3 separate regions of the Mus musculus genome follow, and all the other regions are linked to region 3. A link is a loop called in an ENCODE intact Hi-C map of the cell type or tissue named here. Cell type or tissue: heart. All regions are shown on one strand.

The links. Peaks named below come from ENCODE experiments on the same cell type or tissue, not always from the same donor. Only the 100,000 strongest peaks of a DNase experiment are listed, where the experiment ranks them.
Region 1: it touches region 3 in a loop (4-fold over the local background); 5 of 42 quality-filtered maps call a loop at or near these places.
Region 2: it touches region 3 in a loop (7-fold over the local background); 3 of 42 quality-filtered maps call a loop at or near these places.

Annotation. Positions count from the first base shown.
Region 1 is chr3:132,679,512-132,687,511 of GRCm38, forward strand. It overlaps Aimp1 (aminoacyl tRNA synthetase complex-interacting multifunctional protein 1), which reads right to left and starts at 4,368. Exons shown (of 7, transcript NM_007926.2): 1 at 4,282-4,368. The coding sequence starts at 4,283. Tbck (TBC1 domain containing kinase) reads left to right here and starts at 4,633. Exons shown (of 26, transcript NM_001163455.2): 1 at 4,633-4,883; 2 at 7,261-7,481. The coding sequence starts at 7,289. In heart, no CTCF peak of the experiment used is centred here; DNase peaks (open chromatin) are centred at 4,350 and 4,600; H3K4me3 peaks cover 2,502 bases; H3K27ac peaks cover 1,631 bases.
Region 2 is chr3:133,306,119-133,314,118 of GRCm38, forward strand. Ppa2 (pyrophosphatase (inorganic) 2) reads left to right here and starts at 3,992. Exons shown (of 12, transcript NM_146141.2): 1 at 3,992-4,163. The coding sequence starts at 4,022. In heart, a CTCF peak has its summit at 3,943 (motif pointing right); DNase peaks (open chromatin) are centred at 4,013 and 4,503; H3K4me3 peaks cover 1,535 bases; H3K27ac peaks cover 1,491 bases.
Region 3 is chr3:133,086,978-133,094,977 of GRCm38, forward strand. It overlaps Gstcd (glutathione S-transferase, C-terminal domain containing), which reads right to left and starts at 4,848. Exons shown (of 12, transcript NM_026231.3): 1 at 4,603-4,848. It overlaps Ints12 (integrator complex subunit 12), which reads left to right and starts at 4,878. Exons shown (of 7, transcript NM_027927.4): 1 at 4,878-4,999. In heart, a CTCF peak has its summit at 4,998; a DNase peak (open chromatin) is centred at 4,934; H3K4me3 peaks cover 3,233 bases; H3K27ac peaks cover 2,756 bases.

The DNA.
Region 1 (8,000 bases), 410 kb before region 3:
AGGAAAATAAATATGGTTCTCTTTAGGGAGATGGTGCTACTTTAACAATACTGAAAACTTAAACTTTTGCCTGTTAATCTAGAGCTCATCTTACTATTTTATATTAGTCACTCCACAGTGGTTTTATTTTACTGTAGTACAAAGTGCAGGCTTACTTTGAAAATATTTAGTCTCCTTGGGACTGGAGAACCCAGGTTTAATTCCGAGCATCTATGTGGATACTCAACAACCACCTGTAGCCTCAGTTCCAGGCTGAACCCCTCTTCTAGCCTCTGCAGGCTCTAGGTATGCACGCAATGGTGCATACACACAAATGCAGGCACACACACATTAAGATAAAAATATCTTTTTAAAAAGTCTCCTTATTGAATTCAAAGCTTTTATTATTCTGATATGCACACTTCTCATACATGATAATAGGAATAACATATAATTCTTGTAAAATATTACTTGCTGCCTAAGTACATGAATCATTCATGAATATTTCAACTCATTATAACAGAAGACAACTGCAATTAATTTTCCCAGGTAGTAGAGGCAGTAAATGAGGATTGAAACTCAAGTCTATCTGATGCTCAAGCTAGTTCTTGTAATGAGCATGTTGTCATTTCTCCACACATAATTACCAAGCATTTTCCATTCTAATTACAGCCGGAACCTGAAGCACACAGCACCCATCAGCATTGACTGGGGCTGCATTGTCTGGATGGTCTGAGATGTTTATTTAGTTTTTATGGTAACTTGTTAAAAATACGAGATGAAAATAGATTTAATGCTTCATTGTATGTACAGTACCTGCTCAGAAAAGAACGAAGAGCAAGAAAAAAAGGGGCATGAAGGCAACACATCAAACATATTCTTGTACATTACTGATGCTTTCTCTACTACTAATAAAAAAAATTATGATAAAAACATTGGAAAGGCATGAAATTGTTAAATGAGATTTTTGACCCAATTTGTGATGTTTCATGAAACACACAGAGAGCAATGAATTACATGGTTAAGTACATACAATACCAAATGCATGAATTTAGAGTACACATCAAAGAGTAAGACATGACTTAAGATACGACTTTCTGAGATTCCTATCTTTCCTGTATTGCTTTGTTATTTCAGTAATCTCCTTAGTTGAAATTCCTACTTCATTCAAATTGCCTGTGATTTCGTTTAACTCCCAACCATTCTGGCACCAGGTTATGAAAGTTAGAAAACTTTTACTTTTTTTCAAAGTTACTGAAAACCAAATTTTCATGTGCAGTTTTCATTTTACTTTTTAGCACAAGAATTGTACAGAAATTTGGAAATGCCCCTCTATTCTCTGGATCCCTAATTCCACTACTTCAGAATCACAATTATGTATAAAAAAAAAAAGTACTTTTCTTAAATATAATACTTCTCAACACTCAGCTTCATCAAATCTATGATGCCATCAAGTAAAAAACTACTCCATACAACATATTACTATTTTAATTTCATTCATACATATAGCATATATAATTGAACTTCCTCTACACACTGTAGATTCATTTGCTCTAATGCTCTTGATCCATTAGACACATTTTGAATGCTATTCGTGGTTGTCAATTTGACTATATCTGCAATTAAAAAACCCAAGAGGCTAAGCACTCCTATAAAGGATCTTTTTTTTCTTAATTAAATCATTTGAGGTGGGAAGACCCACCTTTAATTTGGGCCATGCCTGTTGGCAGCCCATATAAACACAGAGAAGATGGCAGCTCACTCTCTTGGCCTGCTTGCGCTAACTCTCACTGGCAAATCCATCCCTTGCCTGGCAGTAGAACCTACTCTTTGGAACTTTGGTGCATATTTAAGACCATCTGAAACGTCTAGTCTCATGAGCTCAACAACTCCGAGCTTCCTTCTTGGACATTCCTGTAGTGGACAGCCACACAGCTGGGTCACAACCTGTAAACCACTTTAATATTTATGTTCACTGAAAACCTTTTTAAATTTAGAATTAGATTGTTGCTTTATATTACTACATTGTTTTCTTGTATTTCTGAATACACAGTAACTTCATTTTGACTCTAAGTCACAATCACTAAAAGTATACATAAAATAAAAATTATACTTAATAAGCTAAATACCAACATGGCACACAACAGAATAACATTAACATTTATGAGGACATTCATAGCTGACACAATGAAAACTATGTTACCAGAAGGTAATCTAGAGTGGTCTGAAGATGTAGATAATTTAAAAATACATCCCAGTTTCAGATATATAAATGTGAGAATTAATAGCAATCATGTTTTTTTCTCTTCTTCCCTTCATTCCAGTCTTGCCTTCCAAACATTTCCCCAGTTGCTTCACAATCTAATTGCCAAGATATTCTACAGCAACATGGTACCTTTAGACCACTTTAAATTCCTGTTGCCATTTAACACATATGTCACAAGTCAGAAGGTAAGGACAAGTAAATACTTTGGTAAATGTGAGGACAATGTGCTCCATAAACACTCACTGACATTGATCCCACTGCTAAGTTTTTAAACCAAGCCTTGCTAAAACCCATAGAAGACCTGAGGCTGTTTCTGGTGAAAGCTCCTATTTATTCTAGATTCTTATCCCCTTACTGGAGAGCCCTTTTTTCTCTTTACTGATGAAGACACAGGAAGTTCTAGCCATATTAAATGATGACAATGGGGGGAGAAAGTAAAATTGATTACTATGAAGGGATAATCCATGCTTTTCTAATATTATGACTTAATTCAAAACCTTTTCTCCCAGTAGAAGACATACATAAAATGCAAAAGGCTTGGCTAGGCCTCCTGTTATCACAGTGAACAATCTTTTATCATTTCATTTTTAAAATAAGTTAACCAATCACTTCAACCACACCATCACGCCTACTTCCAATTCAAGAATGCAAATAAGAACAATAACTAATGGACATTTGACATTGACATTTACTCTCCACCATGTAAGATATCATTTTATACACCAGGAGAAAGTATATGTATTGTCTGGATTCATCCAATTATTATACGGCAAAACCATGATTTTAACTTATGTTTGTCATTCTGAAATTCACACAATTCACTCAAAATGTTTCCCAAAGCCTAAATGCTTTCATTATTTGGGAAACACACTCAAGACCTGACTGGACACTTAGGACCTTTATTGAAGACACTGTTATGTTCCCTTTGAGGTAAAACAAAAGCCTCCTAACTGATCTCCTTTCTCACTTCTGCCCCCAGTCTAAGAGGGCTATGGAGTAACCCTCTTAAAACGAAGCTGGGTAACATTACTTGGCCTTGGAAAACCTTCTATGGCTTTCACTCCCCCTGATTAGCCCACACTCTCTGTCTGCATCATGAATCCCCTCTCTCAGTTCTGAGCCCACAGGCATTGGTCAGACCCCTTCATACTTTGGTAAGTTTCTGTTGCATGGCCTTCGCAATGGCTTGGCCTTATGACTGACTGTACTTCTTGAAGGTTTTCTCTATTGTTAATTCTATTTGTGTCACCTCCTTCCTAGAAAGCCATCTTTTCCTTGAGAACCTTCTCTGGCAACCATGTCAAATAATCTACCTTTTTTTTTTTATGGCTTAATACCTTTTCTGTGCAGTACTTATAATCTAAAATATTTAAGTATAAAATGCCAACACTAAAAAGCGTTTAGTGCTTGTTGCAGGGAACCCAAGCTCAGGGCCCAGCACTTACACAGGAGCACACAATCACAGGTAACTCCAGGTCCCAGGGGTCTGATGCTTTCTAGCCTCCGCGTTTACCTCCACACAAGTTTTGCACAAAAACTCACTCGGGCATGAACACATACCCATAAGTAAAACATATCAATATTAAAATACAGAGTGTTCACCTTACTTTTAATGCTGTACTTCAACAATAAGCCCTAGCCGAGAGGCAACGACTGGGATTTTTGTCCGTTTCGTTGACAGTCATTTCTACTTAGTTTATGGATCTTTACCCAATAACTAAACTGTTGCCGGGAGTATAGTGGTAGCTGGTGTTTCTAATATCTGTTGAAATCAAGGAATCTCCTTCTTCAACCCGTCCTCACGTACAAACACTGGAAATCCTTTGCACTCTCACTTAAAAGGAAACAAGGTAATGCATTCACCCCCTGCCTCCAGTAGCATGCTCTCCCTCGGCCACGTATTCATTGCCCAAACTAAGTTGAATCAAAAGGGGGCACGTGGGTGGAGGTTTTGACCGCGCTTCCCACTACTACACAGAAGGTCAGGTTCTTTTTCCCGGGTGAGAAAGGGAAGAACTCTGGATCGGGACACTCACATGAAGCGGTGACCCAACCGCAGCTCTTGAGCAGCCTCAGCCGGGAGAAGGAAGGGCCAGCCTCCCGCAGTCCCCGGCAGCGAGAAAGGACCCAGGAGGCTGTCCCTGATAAATGCCTGAGCGTTTCACAGTTTCACCGCTCATCGGCCGTCCGCTGCCTGCGCCAGCTCTCTCCCTGTACCACACTGAGCTCCCATCTCCCATTTCCTTCCTCCCTCCCTCCGATCTTCCCTCACTTCTTTCTCACTCGCTACATTTGGCTGTCTGTCTGGGCAAGGGACAGGCGGCCGGAAGTTTTGGGGTCTTCCCCCGGGGTTGCGTCTCGGCGATGTGACGTCATGAGCAGTGGCCGACCCGAGGCGGCGGCGGGGGAGGGGGTGCTGGGCGCTGTCAGTGGAGCGAGGTGCGCGCTCACCCTCGGGTTCTGAGCCGGGGACCCGGGAGGCCCGCGCGGACGGAGGCGTGTCGCTCCGGCTGTCACCTTCCCTAGGCGGCCTCTTGTAGACGCGCCTGAAATGCAGGACACGGCCCACTAAGCACTGCCAGGCATAGCTTCCGCGCTTAGGAGCTCAACCCCCCAATCTCTGCGTCCCCAGATTCAGGCAGGTATTCTGGTGTCGCCGCTTGCCTGGCGTTAGTGGGTGGGACTTGTGGGACAATCAGGTACTGTGAGTGACCCGGCCATTCTGCAGGAACCCATAGAACCAATCTGTGGAGCTGCTTGCTGTTGTGTTTGTCTCCAAACTTCCTTCTCCCTGAAGCCCAAGTTCACCGAGTCTTAGAAATGCAAATACGATTTTACTCTGGATAAAATCCACGTCTCCCCACTACCCCTCTTTTTTCCCCCCTTTTCTCCTCCTCCTCCTCTTCTTCTTCTACATTTTCGACTCACGTGAGTCATCTCCAATCTCTTTAAGAGTTTACATTGTGTCTTGTTCATTATAGGTGCAGGCCATGTTTGTGGTTTTCAGTGTTCTGGCTACAGAAACGTCAGACTTAACGTAGAAGTTTCAAAGTATTCCCTGAGTAAATTTTCCAAGCCAACTACCTGCCTACATGGCTTTCTCTTGTAATCTCTGACTTCATCGTTTTCATTTTTCACTCTCTTCTAGTTACCAAGTGTGAGCACCTGTGTGTGTGTGTGTGTGTCAATTTTTTGTTCGTGAGCTTCATGCACACCAGAGAGATAGACTGATACTGAAATTTGTTTTCTTGCTTGTGGTTTATCTTTTTGAGTCATAAACACTTGTCTGATTTTTCAGTTGTATGTTATTTAATGTCTATAACGGAAAATCTAATATATCATTGTAAAAGTTAAATATTAAAATGCTGAGGTTATGTCTCACCTTTCCTATGACTTCAAGCCTGCTATGTAGATATAACTTTCTGTAATTTTGCATCTACTCATTGAATAAGAAGTTAAGATTCAAGTAGACTTAAGCTAGCTCACAGTATCGACAAGATTCAGAATAGTGGTCATAACTATTTTCACATGAACTTTTGAGTATGTGTTTTGACTCCTCTATTATGATGAGAATAGCACTGGCTCTCTCCATTTATCACCAAGAAAACAAATTCGCCTGTGTTACCAAGTTTTCAGGTCCATTAATTCTGAAAGCCTATGGGAGACTTTATTTGGCTCCCAATGAACAGAGGAGCCTTGTGCTCTACAGGCTTCTTGTAGAGCAAGTCTGAGGTGTGCATTGGATATGAAGTGGTTTGCATCAAAACTTTTCGTAAAAACAGGATGGGCATAACCGATCTGTGGTGGAACTAATGTGTATATCCTTTTTATTATAAAGAGCACACATTAATTTCAATTGTCAAACCAGATTGAGGCAGTCTAGGGTTTCTCTCCTGGTCAGTCATCAAATGCATATGGCTATTAGTACTTGGCTTTTTATGTTTTGAAAGCAAGTAGTATCTTTAAACAAAAAGTTATGACTAATTAGCTGATGAAGTCTAGCAAATAGTGCTATCATTAATTCCTAGTGTAGTCTAGGGACACCTGCATTTTTTCCTTAGCAGGACTTTTACTTATACATTGTCAAAATTAGTCATAGTTCCTAAGTGTGTTGTTTAATCTATGTGCAGAAAAACAAATGTTCATGGTAGTAGGGATTTATAATTACTTTTCAGTGCAAACCCACACAGTGTGCTAGGTCACATTTTTTCCTTCCCTCAATGTCATGACCATGGACCTTTTTGTAATATCAAAGATAATTCAGGTTCATTCTTTCCCTCCAATGGTAAGTGTGCTTGATTTAGTAGATTGTGTGTTTAGATATATTTTTAACCTTTCTCCTTTTCAAACCCCCTTCCTCTGTTTTTGCCTTTTGGTTTCTCTTTGGAGAAAGCATGCATCCCCTTCTATGGCTACGTGGCCCTGCAAGGTGGTGCATGTGTGTAAGCAAGTCCCGGGGAGGTGAAGGCAGGGGGTTAGGAGTTCAAGGCCAGCCTGGGCTAGGTGAGGACCCTGTACAAAGCAGAACAGCAAAGCAACAGCACACCCCTCCTCAGTTGCAGGGATAATTGAATGGGAAGATGAAATCTTCTAACTCTTCTCTTTTTTACGCTATTGAAAACCTTTGAAATTGATTTTGAGCTGCAATATAAACATGTGCTTAGGTGTTTTTCTTTCAAACATTGTCTTTAAATTTTTAAACTGACTTTTTTAAAAATACTTGCTCTCAGAGTATCATGGTTGTTTTGTATTGTTTTTCCAAGTTGACTTTTAATTTTTTTTTTTTTTTTTTTTTTTTGGTTTTTTCGAGACAGGGTTTCTCTGTGTAGCCCTGGCTGTCCTGGAACTCACTGTAGACCAGGCTGGCCTCGAACTCGGAAATCCGCCTGCCTCTGCCTCCCAAGTGCTGGGATTAAAGGCGTGAGCCACCACTGCCCGGCGACTTTTAATTTTAAATTGAGAAAGTACTGGATTAATGTTAGCTCATTGTGTCATAAAATTCTTTCGTTTTGTAGATCATCTTAAAGGATCCAAGACTACAAAATGTTTCCTCTGAAGGATGCTGAGATGGGCGCCTTTACCTTCTTTGCCTCTGCTCTCCCACATGATGTTTGTGGAAGCAACGGACTTCCTCTCACACCAAATTCCATCAAAATCTTAGGTCGCTTTCAAATCCTTAAGACCATCACCCACCCCAGACTGTGCCAATATGTGGATATTTCTAGGGGAAAGCATGGTAAGATCTTTCTCTTTTGAATTTTATGTTCACTGCCTCAATTCCAGATGCAGTTTGAAAATACTGCGTCAGTATCTGTTGACAAGCAGTCAGGACCTTGCTCTCTGTGCTTCAGAGTACTCTTGACTGACTTGACGTGAAAGGGACTCTTACTGTCTCACTGTTGCAGTTGCCTTTACAGAACTAAAGTAGTGGAAAAGTGTGTGCCTTGAGACAGCAGTGTTGAGTGCCGTTGAGTTCTTTGTACTGGACTGAGCATGTGGAGATAAAAAAGTACATGAAAGTCAACCCTTTGTGCTTTCTGATATTCAGCCATGTTTTCTATAAAATACATTTCATATGTTTCTACCTAATGGTGAAGACGACCTTCATAAATATTTACTTTTTCTTTGTTTCTCTGAAAAAGCATACTAAGCTATACTTGAAATTGGATAGCTCATTTTTGAAAAAGTATTTGCTCTGAGAATATTTGGTTTTTGTAGGTTATGAGCAGAATAATCTTTTGTTATGATATCTCTC
Region 2 (8,000 bases), 220 kb after region 3:
TACCGGTTGGGACATCTTCTGGATATATGCCCAGGAGAGGTATTGTGGGATCCTCCGGTAGTACTATGTCCAATTTTCTGAGGAACTGCCAGACTGATTTCCAGAGTGGTTGTACAAGCTTGCAATCCCACCAACAATGGAGGAGTGTTCCTCTTTCTCCACATCCTTGCCAGCATCTGCTGTCACCTGAATTTTTGATCTTAGCCATTCTGACTAGAGTGAAGTGGAATCTCAGGGTTGTTTTGATTTGCATTTCCCTGATGATTAAGGATGTTGAACATTTTTTCAGGTGCTTCTCAGGCATTCTTCTTTTCATTTGGACCAATATTAATATATACTTTGTCCTTCCAAGGTATCCAGAGCTGAAGCCTAACAAGTTGAGCCATCTTTTCAAGAATTTTCATGGAACTGAAACTTACAAAACTTAACATTCAGGGGTAACGGCTGTTCTGGGGTCAGCAGTAAATACATAGAGAACAGAGTGATCCTCAAGAAAGCCAGTATGAGCCGGAAGCAGACATATGTCTCAAGCTAGAAGCAGATGTATGTCATGAGCAGGGCGTCTGACAGTGCCAGTGACAGGGGCTGTGAGTCAGGAAACCATGAGGGTGCTGCTGACTAGGTGATACCACAAGGGTGCTGCTGACTAGGTGATAGAGCCAGACGTAGCATCTTCTTCCTCTTCTTCTTCTTCTTCTTCTTCTTCTTCTTCTTCTTCTTCTTCTTCTTCTTCTTCTTCTTCTTCTTCTTCTTCTCCTTCTTCTTCTTCTTCTTCTCCTTCTTCTTCTCCTTCTTCTTCTCCTCCTTTCTTCTTCTTCTTCTTCTTCTTCTTCTTCTTCTTCTTCTTCTTCTTCTTCTTCTTCTTCTTCTTCTTCTTCTTCTCCTTCTTCTTCTTCTTCTTCTCCTTCTTCTTCTTCTTCTTCTTCTCCTCCTCTCCTCCTCCTCCTCCTTCCTCCTCCTCTTCCTCTTCTTCTTCTTCTTCTTCTTCTTCTTCTTCTTTCTAATTCTTCTTCTTCTTTTCTTCTTCTTCTTCTTCTTCCTTCTAATTCTTCTTCTTCTTCTTCTTCTCCTCCTCCTCCTCCTCTTCCTCCTCCTTCTCCTCTTCCTTCTTCTCTTCCTTCTCCTTTCTTCTCCTCCTCTTCCTCTTCCTTCTCCGTCTCTTCCTTCTCCTCCTCTCTTCTCCTCCTCCTCTTCCTCCTCCCCCTCTTCTCCTCTCTAGTTGAGCATCTCTGGAAACAATCTCACAGTTATGATTGGATGTGTGTCTCTTTGCTGCTCTCAAACCTAGTCAGTAGTGCAGATTGACACTCATCAGTCCATTCTGTCAACACACCAGACAAGTGTCACTTTGAAATCATGATATTCCACCTCTATCCCAGGAAGAAAAAAAAATCTCATGTTAATTTTATAACACAAAATGTATTTATTACATTTCATGAAGTACCCAAAGTATAAATGTTCCAGGAGTATTCAAAAGTATAAGCATAAAGTTTCTACTGGGGCTCAATCAATCTCTTATGGTGAGACCCAGCAGAAAAAGTTACATATTTCTAATATACAATGGCACAAAATCCAACAGAGAGCAGTAAGGGCATAGTTAAGAATGATGAGACCATAGCAAGACCTAAACTGAGGAGGTGAACACCAAACTCTGCAGCTCTGTATCTGGCATCTGCAGCTTATACTGGAATCATCTGGGCCTCGTCTGGGGTGGTGGGTACCCCTGCCCACTCAGGTCTCCAACCTAGAGTTGACCATTTACATGGACTGCTTTCACTCCTGTTTAGTTGGAAAATCAACAGCATCTGCTTCACACATACTTCAGGAAAAGGAAAGCCATTTAATTAAAAATCTGAAAAGCTCAAAGGTTGTCTCTCATGTTAGCAACCTGGTATTTTGTTTATTGTGAAGTGACCATAAGCTAAATTTCTATAGACTAAAAGCTATTCAATATATTGCAAGTCCTGCAAGTTCCATGCTATAGTTGTCTCCTGGGCTCCACATTGGACTGGCTCCTGGACACCTCACTATTCTCAGATACAAAATCAGAATGATGGCTAAGCTCGGCTACATACCAGTCACCCCAACCCTCCAAGCTCAGCCAGTTTTCTCTTTTATTTGTAAATTCTGGATCTGTGCTCAAGAGCTTTTTGAACATTTGTCTTTACCCCTGTTTTGTAAAGTCCTAGAATTAAAAATTAAGACACACACTTACTGTCTTAATTTCATCATTACTGTGAAGAGACATTATGACCAAGGCGACTCTTATAAAGGAAAGCATTTAATTGAGAGTAGCTTGCAGTTTTAGAGGTTCAGTCCATTATTACTATGGAAGGAAATATGGCAGCATGCAGGCAGCCATACTAGACAAGCTGAGAGTTCTACATCTTGATTGGAAGGCAGTCAGGAGGAGACTGTGTTCCACACTGGGCGGAGCTTGGATACAGGAGACCTCAAAGCCAGGCCCCCACAGTGATACACTTCCTCCAACAAGACCACACCTCCTAATAGTGCCACTCCCTATGTAATTCAAACACATAAGTCTATGGGGGCCTTACCTATTCAAACCCCCACACTTGCTACATGATAGTGACAGATGTCCACAGAGGAAATTCAGCGAGTTAGGTTCCAAATGTCTACATTTGAAATGGACAACTATTGTTGAATAAATATCTTCAGAAATTTGTATTTTAAAATTAACCAGTAAGCCAACTTTGTTCTCATAACATGTATTGTATATTCGGTTTTGATCCACAGGTATTTCAGTAAATTATAGAAAATGAAAGATGAGATTTTATATGTTCAAAATCAAGCCATTTCTTTTTAATGCCATAAAGTAATATGTTCCTAAATCACATACCCGGAATTTGATGCTAATTTTAAGAATCTAGACTATTAGACAGCCCAGAACCTTGTTTCAGTAGGAATTTCTTTCTCAAATATCCAATATTTGAAGTTTAGGTGAAATTTTAAGCTTTCTTTTTTTAACATAGGCAGAATCATATAAATCAATGAAATAAACGCAGGAAGGAAATGTTTCCATTTTTTATAGGACAACTTAGCTTGCAACTCCGCCTAATCATGTTGACGTGTTACAAAGCCACTAATGTCAAAATTTTTTAGAGACTAGGCTAAGCAATGTCTAAGTGGCTAGTGGCACCTCTAAGAGATCCTTTCTGAAACCTGGGTAAAACCAGTTTGGGTTTTAACTGTCACAATTTAGATGCAGAAAGAACCCAGTAGGTGAGGATGTGAGCCTTGCTCACAGTTGGAGCAGAAACTGGTAGAGGTCCGGAAGACCATTCCAGTGAGGTCTTCCCAATCAACTGGTCTACAGAAAAGGGCAATGGTTGGTTCCTTCCTTAGAACCACAGCTCCCGTTGTTACTGGACCAGACTGCAAAGACTGCTGTTGTAACTAGTTGTGGCCACCGGACCAGACAGAAATACTTGTGAAGTATGCAATTGCAGAGAAGTTAAAAGTTACCTGTACTTGGGTTAAATATTAAAGGGCCTTATGGAGGAAGTGGCGTTTGAGGGAATTACAGATTTAGGATAAATCTGTGTCAGATGTCTTCACAAGGACGCTCGATCATTATACATTATAGTCGTGTGTGTGTGTGTGTGTGTGTGTGTATGTGTGTGCGCGCGCGCGCGCGTGTGTGTACACTCCCTCCTTCCGGCTTGGATGTTCCTTTAGAAATTTCTGGAGGTATGCATGCAACCAAGTGCTACATTAATGTAATCAAAGTCTGACCGCAGACACTGACAGTGTGTGAGTGGGTGCGTGGTGGTGAATTCCTGGGGCTTCTAAGGTCCTTGTCTTGATGGTCTTCGGCCTCTGAGGGCTTGTGGAGCAAAGTGGAGAGGTAGGTGGCCCCAGGAATGCAGAAGAGGGTGGGACTTGATGCCACTTGAGGCCGACCGCGGGGAGGCAGTGCGGGCTCCGGGCGGCAGGGGGCGCCGTCGAGCGGCCGCGCCGGGCCCAGCACCGACCCTGCGGTTCTCGCAGACCGTCCGCCATGCGCGCGCTGCTGCCGCTGCTGAGCGTCGGCCGAGGGTGGCGCGTGGGGGCCGCCGCCCGCCCTCCGCGCCGCGTCATGTCCCTGTACCGCACGGAGGAGCTGGGCCATCCCCGCTCGCAGGACTACCGCCTGTTCTTCAGTAAGTCGTTCGCCCAGCTCCGCGCCGGCCGGCGGAGGGGCCGCGGCGCCGTGCCCTGCCCTGCCTTGCTCTGCCCGGCCGGGTCCGCAGCCCGCGCCCAAGCCCGCTGCGGAGGGGACCGGTCTCGGTGCGCAGGGTGGCGCGGGGCCAACCGCCCTCTGCAGCGACCGCAGCCGGCCCGCGGCGCTGAGCTCCTCCCGCTGACCTCCGCGCCGTGGCCCGCCGCTCGCCCGCGCCGCCTCCTGGGCGCTGCTAAGCCCATCCGCCTCCGTACGGCCGCAGAACTTTGGGGACCGGGGTCTTCACTCCGAAAGCGAGTTTGCCTGCGACCGCGACCTTGCTGTCAGCGCAGGCGTACAGGCAGGGAGGAAGTGGGAGGAGAATGTGAGCCAGGCGCTGGGATAGGCTTGTGTGCACAACGCCATCACGAAACCTTTTGTTTGGTAAGGTTAACTTAAAAACAGCAACAGTCAACTGAGTTTTTAACCTAAAAGTTTGCACCCTGAATGCCATCCACAAGCAGGAGATTGGCCGGCGTTCTGGCGAGAATGTGGTGCCTTTTCTTGCCCTGTACGTTGAGCAAAACCTAGAAAGAGGGCCGTCTGGGCTGCCCTGGGCTGACGCCAAAGACAGAAAAGCTCCTGGCCACTTTCCTTTTTCTTTTCACTCTGTAGGTCTCGTTAACAATCGCGTGAAAATAGCCACGTAGATGGGTTGCTTTCAGGCCTCCTTTACTTAATACCAGGTAGCGGAGCGGTTGCAATGTCAAGGCTTGTGCACACCTCTTAGGAGGTTCCGCCCTGAAGAGGTGAAGCTAAATCTTGTTCCGAGACCCCCATGCTGGATGAGTGTCTTAACTTGCTAAGTATTAGAATTTTTTTCCCCTATAAGATAGGGCTGCAGAAGCGGCTATGTATGTTCAAAGAAGTCACCGGACTTATAGTATAACTTGAAATCATTAATAACTGTACTTTGATTTTTACAGTTACTTTTCTGGAGCTGAAGGTTGAAGATTATTTTGTGATAAAGGAGCAAACCTAGCTTAAACTCTTTTTTTTTTTTTTTTTTTGTATTATTTTGAGACAGGGCCTCACTGGGCAGCCCTGGGCAGCTTGGAACTCACAGTAGTACACCTCCCTCTGTCTCCTGGATTGAACACATGGGGCACTTCGAATGGCAAACTCTTGTCATTGTAATAAATCTTATAATAAATAGTTTCTTCACAATTAGTTTCTGTTTGCTCCTCTACAAGAGACCCTGTCTTGTTTCTTGTTGAGGCGAGATGGATTTAGGTCTTTTAAAAGAGGGTGTGTACACAACCGGATCCTGGGTAGACAACAGTCTCCAAACAAGAGCAACCATAAAAATAAAACAACAGAAGGAAGGGAAGCCCTTAATATGTGTGCTCATTTCTGAATGGGTTATATTCCCAAAGTTACAATGTAACAGCCACTGGGAGTGTTTTCCAGAAGAGATGCTGTTATATAATGGCAGAAAGCCCAAGCAGAAAAGCCTGTGGGTATAATACGGTGGACGTGTCTTGGGTTTTCAATAAGTGCAGTAATATGTCATGAATGTCTCCTATCAGAAACACAGTAGTCTTTCTACGGTGACAGAATTAATGGAATAACAGTAAATTGAGACGCTGCATGGGGTTTATGGAGCCCCACTTTACCCCTGACTACTGGCGCAGGCAAACACAGGTTCTTTGTGCACAGGTGCATGCCAGCAGTATGACGTCTTGATCCTTGGGTGCTGTTTATTGTATTTTTTGAGGCAGAGCGTGTCACTGATCTGGAGGTAGGTGAGGCTAGATGGCCAGGGGCCACCGAGATCTGTTGGTCTCTGCCTCCCCAGGACTGGGACAATAAGCATGCACCATCCTGCTTGGTTTTGTTACCTGGGTTCTGGGGAGCAAACTCACATCCTACTGCTTGCTTGCACAGCCAAGGGTTTTGCCAATTTAGTTATCTCCCCAGCTCAAACCAGGCTCTCGATTCCAATCTTAGTTACTGCTAACTCCAAGGTCACGCATACACACCCTGTGGTAAATACATCTCTATGTGTAGGTTACAGAATGGCTGCAGAAGAGTTAAAAGAGGCTGTAGCTGTTTTAGGGCTTCCCAGTGTCTATACAAAAAGGCAGAAACTGGCTGTTGCAGATGCAGAGAGAATCACTGCAGGTGTTTGTTCAAGGTGCTGGGAAATCAGATAAGTCAGAGGTTTGAACCAGGCCGAGAGCCACGGGGTCAGAGTTGAGCTGAGCTTCGTGGTTAAGTCAGGTTGTCCATGTGAAGGGTTGAGAGGGAGTGGGCCAGAAGAATTCTAGGAGGCTGCACCTGAAGCCCCAGGGACAGTGGGAGCTGTCTGTCTCCTGGTCAGGAGTGCTGGAAGGGAGCCCTGGATCCTCATCTCTTCTGACTTCTGTTCTGGAAGCCACCTATGAAGGAAGGTGTGATTGAAAGTCTGGTCCGGACATTAATCCATTCTGGATCTCTAGGTTTTCATTAAAAACAAAACAAAAATGAGTTATTTCTATTTCCCATTCTCTTCCCATCTTCTAAGAGATTAGAGACTGTTGGGGGGGGAACGGGAGGGGGAATGTCATTCTTCAAGGCCATTGAGGATGGATATACAGCTCTGTAGGGGCTCAATGAGGAAAAGCAATTTCCTCCTATCCAAAAGAATGAACCTTTGGCCCTGGGTGGAGATAAGACCTGCTGGTGTTCTCCAAAGATTAGAACATTATGTCAACTCCCATAAGAGTTAATCCATCTGGGCCTGTCAGTCACCTCGCCGAGACTGGCTGTCAGGGAGGCTGATGCGCCTAGCGCTATGCTAAGGAGATGGGAGGAATAATTATGCCCTTTATGTGTAATAAGGCTATTGTACTTATCCTTCCCAGACACCCTCACTCAGCATCGAAGCTTACAGAGCACTGCTGAGCCTGCCCACTTTTCTGAGTTACTTGGAAAACAGAGTTATTTCTTTTTTCCAGACTTTCTGAAGCTATCCCTCCCCCTCTCACCACGTGGCTGCTCACCAGCTATGGCTTTCTCTCTTCCTCTTCCCAGTCTTCTCCCAGGGAGCTGCCCCAATCCACAGCCTGCAACCTCTGATGATTCTTCTTCAATTTCTAAAACGATTGTCATCACACTTCCTTTCAAGTCTGTTTCTAGATTCTTTTAATGGGACTAGAAACCCCAATGCAGAAATACAGTGTCTATGGTTCCCAGTGTGGGGCTCCCCACACCTTCTGCAAACAGGCTTTTCTTTATGGCATCCATGGGAGGATGTTGTAGCACTTGTGTGTGTTTGTGTGTGCATTCATGCACATGCCAGCTACACATGTGTGTCCATGCATGCACATGCCAACTACACATGTGTGTATGCCTGCATGCACATGCCAGCCACACATGTGTGTGTATGCCTGCATGCCCGTGCCAGCTACACATGTGTGTCCATGCATGCATATGCCAGCTACACATGTGTGTGTCCATGCATGCATGTGCCAGCTACACATATGTGTGTGTATGCATACATGCACATGCCAGTAACACATGTGGGTCCTGGAGAGCAAATGCAGGTTATTAAGCTGGTTGTTTAATTGCTCACCAAGGTGCAGAGTCCTCTTGCCTCCCCGCATTTGGACTTAAAAGGGAGTCAAATTCTGCTTGTAGAATGGAGTTTCTCAGGGTACAGCTTAACCTGAAACTACTGCTATAATGAGATACAACCTACCTAGGTCAGGGCGCAGTCTACAAAAAGTGTGCTGAGCAAGCAGGGGTTGAAGTACAGCTCCATGCCTTGCCCTCAAAAATAAAAAAAAAGATAACT
Region 3 (8,000 bases):
AGGCTATTTGCATTTTCATTCCAATTAATATATCTTGGCTTTGACAAAATATTTTACATAAGAAAAGAGAAATCAGTTTTTGGTTTTTTTTTTAAACCTAAACTCTTAAAAAAAAAAAAAAAGCTGCTAGGCTAGGCAGCATATGCCTTTAATCCCAGCACTTGGGAAGCAGAGGCAGGCAGATCTCTGTGACAGAAAGAGCCAAGATGAAAAAGAGAGCGGGGTGCAGAGAGAGGGAGGGAGGGAGGGAGGGAGGGAGGGAGGGAGAGAGAGAGAATAAAAATATTAAAATTAAACATACTTCTTTTTTTTCCCCCGGTTTTTCAAGACTGGGTTTCTCTGTGTAGCCCTGGCTGTCCTGGAACTCAGAAATCCACCTGCTTCTGCCTCCCAAGTGCTGGGATTAAAGGCGTGCGCCACCACTGCCCAGCTTTAAACATACTTCTTTATCAACTAGAATTTTAAAAAGCAATTTGAATGTTTTGTGTTCAAAGTTCAAGGTCAGGATATTTGGCAAGGTCAGGATATTAAACAATAAATTACAATTCATGACAGAGCAAAAGTTATGTTATGCAGCAAAATATTGCTGAGTATTTTGTATTATTTTGTTTTACATTAAGAAATATTAGCCAAGCATGGCTCACTTCTTTAATCCCAGCATTCAAGGCAAGAGGAGCTCTGTGAGTTCAAGGCCAGCTTGGTCTACATAGTGAGTTCCAGGACAGTGAAGACTGAAGAAAGAACCTGCTTCAAAAAAACCTAAAGTAGTAACTGAATCTAAAGGGATCTATTCTGAAAACACTCAGAAAATTCTCTAGAATAAATACTATTTGCCCTTATAAAGTGGAGGAAAAGAGAATCAGGAGTTCAAAGTCATGGTAGAATACATAGCCAGTTCGAGACCAGCCTGTGTTAACGAGAACCTGTCTCAAAAACCCATAAATAGAAAATATTAATACTATCAGAATATAGCCTAAATTAAAGCACATTTTATTGTAGTAGGAACAATCTTATCAAAATAAAAATAATCAGAAATTATGTTATTAAAATATTTTCAGTGCCGGGCAGTAGTGGAGCACACCTTTAATCCCAGCACTTGGGAGGCAAAGGCAGGCGGATTTCTGAGTTCGAGGCAAGCCTGATCTAGAGAGTGAGTTCCAGGACAGCCAGGGCTACACAGAGAAACCTTATCTCGAAAAAACAAAAAACAAAACAAAACAAAAAATTTCAGTAAGGATGCCCCCCTCCTAAACCTCCATGTCAAGCATTAGTTATCTGCCAGTTTTTAACACTGGACACAATTCTCTGTCATCGCTTCTTGATTCCATTTACTGCATATTCTTCAGCTCCCTCAATGATTTCTGGCTCAAATCTAGTAACACAGGAGGATCACAAGTTTGAGGCCAGTTTGGACTATGTGGTGAATTCAAAGCAAGCTTGGAGATTTTAAGAAGGGGCTGTTTTAAAATCCAAAAGGCTAAGACATAGCTCAGAGAGTGACTGGCTTTATATATATATATAATATTTCCTGCCAGAAAATTGCAACAGCAAAACCTGATATAATGTCATGAGTACTTACTCTATTGCATGGAATAAATCTGATTATTTATGCTGTTTTTCCCTTTTCTTTTACGTTATGACTGTTGACTGATTTCATGGCCCATTACCAGTACACAAGCCACATCTCAACAGCATTGTTCTATGTGCTCTGCAGTGCCAATGGCTTTAAATATTATCCGACTCCTACATTTATTTCAGGCACATCTTGCCTGAGCTCCAGGCTCGACATTTCAATTGGGTATTTTTCTAAATGTGTTCATTTTTCTTTCCTGGCCCCATTGCTGATGAAATAGCAACACCATTCACCTACCTCCAAGCCTAAAGTCTCACCCAATTCCTTCATCTCTCACACCTGCTATCTCCTTCTTTGAAATAGAACCAAAATCTCATCACTTAGCACCCACACTGCTGCGCTTAGTACTGCTGGACTGGATGTCCCAGGAAGGCTGGTACCTAAGAGGGGGCTCCCTTCTCTGAGAAGGGGAGGGGTGGGGAGGGGAGGGATTTGTAAGGATGAGACTCTGAGGAGTGGGGGCACAATCCTGATGTAAAGTGAATAAATAAATAAATTAATGGAAAAAAAACCAACTTTCCCTCATTTTCTCCCGTATGGAATGAGGGCAGTAATAGCAGCAGCACCTTCCATCCTCTGTGCCATGGTAACTGACAGGGAGCCCTGAGGAAAAATGCTACCTACCTTCTTTATTTTGTTTTGAATAGTGCTACAGCTCAAATGCCAGGCCTCACTCATGCTGGGTAAGTACTCTGTCACTGAGTTAGACCTCACCCCCTACTATTCTTTAAAATGCACAAATTCTTTACCTAAGGACACTATTAAAACGCATAAACTTTAATGGGAAAAATCCAACTCGCGCTTTTTATTTGAAAACTTCTTCCAACAAAATGTGTGGACTATGTTGAACTTAAATGTGCTGCACCACAAACACTGATAAATTTAATACTGAGGTTTTAAACCCAAGGAGTCATAAAATGCTGTTGGGAATTCTTATGCCAATATACATATTAGCAGACTATATTTTATAAAATAAAAAGTTTGACATAGTTAACGAGTATGAACATTTACTGATTTCTCTCAAATATTGAAATCTAAATTTAAAGCTGCTCAATTCTCTGCATCAGACAATCTTCAATATTTTGAATGTACAACTTAGCTCATGGTTTAGACATTAAACAAAGCAGCATTATTTGGTTACAGACCCCACTTTATTACCATACAGATTTTTAAAAGTGCTTCTTCATAAATAAATAATAGTCAGTTACCTCTAGTTAAAAGTCCAAGAAAGAAATACAGCTTTTAGAGTTCATACTATGTAATGTAGGATTATAATTCAGGGGCAGTTAACCCATGATTAAAATTAGCTATTTGGATCCCAGGGCAAGAAATTTTTATTAAGTAAGAAAAGTTTGGAAGTGGAAATGCTTACTGAAATCTTAGTTATAGAAGAATATATAATCTCTCTGGAGATTCAAAGAACTGTCTGTTGTTATTAAGTCATAATACGTGCAGTTAACAGGGAAGGACAGCATAAAATGTAAATGCTGAAAATACCATCAAGCCTGAAAAAAATACTGAGTTACCTCAGCAAGCAATACTTATTTTATGATTACAAAGCTTTTAACTCCTGCCTCCCAAGAAATGTTCATAGAAGAAACCAGTAAGTCACTTTGCATTCAAGGATAAAAACAACACATACCAGGCAACAGTCTAAAATACTGATGGACACCAGGGTAAGTCCCAAATGTTTTTATGGCTACTAAATTACTGCTATTAATAAGGCCAAATGGATTATTGTTTGTGCTTATTTAAAACCATGTGCTGTTGAAACAAAAGCTAGAAAACATAAGAGGTTTAAAACAAAACTCCTTAAGTCCATAACCACAAAGCTTTTAGTTTTGTTTGAAATGGGGAAATACATAGTATTCTTTCCACTCCCCCGGCCCCGGACCTCACTGCATCCCATTTTCCCTTCCTTGAGAGCCCACCCCTTCATGGCCCCTTACTAGTTTAAAGGTGTTTTTCATTAGTACTATAGAACAACGTTCAAACCTCAATCTCCTTTTTGAAGTTAGGCCTCTTTAAAATGATTGAGTCACAATTTCAGCAGCGTCAATGGCAGTGTATGCTCCTCAAAGTGCAGTTTAACACTCATATAGCTTAAAGTTTGATCTACTAAATATGACAGCAAATCAGTTGTATTGTAACAGTTTATTCTCATGGCATTTCAAGACCATATTTACATGTTTAAAGTCACTTCCAGTTCTTGCTTTTTAAATTGTGGGACAGCACGAGGGAAACTTGACAAATGCCACCATCTTTAGCAATAATGTGGTACGAGATACACTCGTTTATTTTTTCTGACCTTAAGGAATTTATGACAAAGGATTTGGTGGTGAGTATGGCGGGGGATGGAGATGGGGTGGTGTAATTCCCCAGTCAAAGTTAGAGAGGTATGTATTAGGGTATTCTTTTTTTTTTTTTTTTCTTTTTTAATTTAAGCCAAAGCAGTTCTCGTGCAAACTCAAGCTTTCTGTTCGTGCTAATAATGGAAGGGCAACGCTGCTTTGGTGGGGATAGCAAATGTCCCCAAATGCAGCAGATCCTAACTGTAAAATAGTACGCATGTACAGCGTCCAATCAGGAAGGGCTGCGACGTAAAACTATGTCTTTGGGGAAAGTTAAGTCGTGCTCCAAGAGGTCTTTTTTCCTGCACTTAACTCAAAACGACCACACAACCCCCTACCAGGCAAAGCTGCCCTGTTGCTCTACCCACGCAGGGAAAAGACTAGAGGGATGGCTCGCAGCCGAGGGGCCCACGCGTCACTCAGCGGAACGGCGCGAAGCCCGTCCATCTGCACCCACAGCAAAAGCCTGCGGTGAATGTGGGGCTGGCAAGACTCTCAAGGGCTGCGAGCCGTCACCGGTCCCACCCTGGCCTCCAAGCCCAGCCCCGCCGACCCCTGAGGGCGAGCGCGGATCTCAGGAGGCGGCGGGGGGACGAGCGGCCCGAGCGCCCTCTTTACCTGGTCGCAGGGGCGCGGCCAGGCAGGGAGGGCGCGGGAGCATGCGGGCGACGACGCGGGCCACCGCGCCTTCCCGCCCAGCTCGAGCCGGGACTCCGAGGCTACTTCTGGAAGCCGCGGCCTGAGGAGGAGCACTCGCCTCCCAGCGAGGCCCTGAGCAGGGGAAAGGGGGCAAAAAGAAGGAAGAGACAACGTGTCTGCGCGTCCCCCGCCCAACGCCATTCATAATCCGGCGGACCGGAAGGAGTGCCCTACGTCACTTCCTGCTGTCTCACTCGGAAACGTTCCCCTTCCGACCTGTTGCGGGAACCTTTGTTTCTCTCTTCTTAAAGCTGGTGAGGGCGGGGACGGATTCGAAGAGAGCTACCGGGAACCGACCGAGTGGCGGGGCGGAGCGGTGAGTGGTGACGAGGGTCCCCGCTTCCTGGCGCCTCGGGGGGAGGCTCGAGACCCCGCGAGGGGCGGCCGGAGCGGAGCTCCGTGGGCTGTCGGTCTCCTCCCTGCTGGAGGGGAGACCTCATAATTTGCGGGGTGGTTGCGTGGCTCCGCCTGAGCGCTCCTCCTAGTCTGGAAGGACTGAGTGAGGAGGGCGCCGAGGACGGTGGCCCGGGGGACCGGGACCGTGGAATTGTCCAAGACCTTTGACCGAGGGTTCCGGAGACCTCTGTACAGCTCCCGTTTTACATCTCTGTTCTGGCCTCCTTGAGAAGGACTTACCCCTATTCGAGGCCGCCCCCAGTGTGTTTTGATTCCATCAAAGAATTGGCATTTCGAAGTGTCTCTTGACTCTCCTTAGCTTCTCTAGCGCTTGGGTTTGTTTTGGAATTGGGGTTTTTACATCCTGAGTTTCCAGACTTCCCCAAAGGCGAAGCACTAAATGGAAAGAAGAAGTTAATTGGAAAGGATTACAGAATCTTGCAGAAACACGAATGGGATGGTCTCGAGTGTTGTAATGAGTATTGCACTCTCTGCAGTTTCCTTTATCTCATGCACTAGCAGGTGATCAACTTAGAAGTTTGTTTGAAACTAGTAGGCAGGGTGAAAGAGATCTGAGAGAAAGCATCTATTTAGGTAGGGGTGCTCAATTTTGTTTGGGGACATCACAGCAGCCTTGAAAAGGACCATTTTGGCAAAAATCCAGTTGATTCAATAAATATTTTTTAAAAACACCTGTGAAATGCTACTTGCCAGGGAAATTCCTGCATTCCCCCTCACATTCCCCCTTCATAAACTTCTGCTCTCATAAAAGCTATACACTAGTGAGATTAATAATTAAAGACAAATGAAAGAGTAGAAAGTGAATGTTGCAGGTCAGAGCACTGTACACATCCCTACCCATAAAATAGACGATTGTCTTGCTTTTTTGTGTTTGAGTTATGTTGAGAGGAAAAGACAGTTGCATTTCATGAATGCCTTTTGCTGAAGTGACTAGAACTGTGTAGAGTAAAAGACAAGAATATTAGACTTCGGTGAGTTAGCTGAATATAATAGTCTGGTCATTGTTTTCAGAGTAACAGAGAAATAAGAGGAAGTGAGAGAAAAACCATACAGAGTCATCTGCCTTGAGATGGTATTTGACAACAAAATGCTCATGACTGCTGAAGAACAAATTGGTAGTGAGACTAAAGCAAGACAGAGCATTGGAACAATAGTGGCAAGAATGAGAAAGCCAGGGAAAGAGAGGTCCAATACCAACTTAAATGTAAAAATACAAAGTATCCCTCTTGTATTCACCTGATCTTAAAATAGGGGAGAGTAGCTAGAGCTAGAAGGGGACTTGGAAAAGGGAAGCTGGACTTAAAACTGACTTGGAGAAATAAAGAGTCAAGAGGCTGCAAGAGGTCCTGTTCAGTAGGAAAATGTAATTGTTCTTTCTGGAAAGATGGGAAGTGAGTTGACCAAACAAGCATGAGAATGCTAAGTGTGAAGCATGCTAGATAGGACTAATAACCTGGAAGAGAATATGGTATTTCTTTCAGTGGCACTTGTTTGGGTGTAGACGGGAGAAGATGCCAAATAGAAGCATGTCTACACAGTAGGTAAACCTTAGAGCAGTGGGATAAGGATGCTTAGAGAACTGGAAGAGAGTCACGGAACGGCTTGTTCTAGAGTGGAAGCCGAACAGGAAGGGAATAGCATACTGCCATAAACAGAGGTAAGCGATGCGGGGAGATTATTGTGTAGGCTGGCAGTTGCAGTGTGTCTTGCATAGCTACAGGTACTTCCTGGTGTGCCCCAACCATCCCTCCCACCAGCGCTAGCTATCACTGCCACATCCTAGGTTATTGATAGTTTTACAGTAATAAGTATTCATTTTCTTCCTTTCTTTGTTTTAAACAGTGCTTAGGTTTTTAAAATAAACTCACACTTAACATATTCTTTCATCTATCTTCCTGTTCTCTATTTACATGTACATTGTTTATGCCACCTACTGCTTCTCTTTGGTTTGAAAAAGAAATAGGAGCAAGAAAGAAGGGGGGGGAGGGAATTAACTAAAAAAAATATTGTCTTATAATACCCCAGATATCTTCTTGAGTTAAAACAGTGGAGAAGGAAAAAAAAAAAGGAAGATATAGTTTGCAAAGAAGGAGGCTGTTGATTGTAGTCATAGAGAATGGTGTAGCAGACTTCACATTTCACTAGCTGAAAATGAAGCTTTCTGTTAATGAACTAAATAAAATTATTTATAAAATGTTTTAGAAGATCATAATATATGCTTAATTAAAGGTAATGTCAGGGAGAGAGAAAGAAGGGCCTGGCCCTAATATTATGTAAATAAACCCCTGAGGTCAGAGGTTGATAAATGGAGTCATGGAATTTCTAAGCTGAGCAATACAGAAGAGGTTCTATCTGAGTACTGTTATAGCTTTTCTGATGGAACAAGTCAGAGGAACACTTCCGTGTTGGGAGCTGTAAAACATGATGTCATTAGTGAGAATAGTAAAGACAGATAGATAGTGCTTGAGGAAAAAGGAGGAACTATAGAGGAATGTGTTATTAATGACTGGGCTAATAAAGCTAGTTTGAGGAGGGTGAAGGGCTGAGCTCAGTAAAAACACTGGATGGATTTGCAGGATGAGCATCTGTGCTTTAAAGAAGCCATGATGTATTGGGAGAAAAGGGAAATTGGAAGTTGCTGGATAGTTTAGAATAGTGGTCTCTAAATCTTTCTTATACACACACGCTCACGCACAAACACACAACATTCCACCATGTGCAGAACTGGGTTTGAAAGATGTCAGTAATTTATGGCAGGGGTGCACAGCATGTTAAGTCTTAGAAAAAGAACTAATTCTGAGGTTCCCCTTAGAGTATTGCTGTTGACAAATTTTGTAGACTTACACCATAGGTTACCTAATTTATGGGCATTTCATTTGTGATGACAGAATTACATAGCA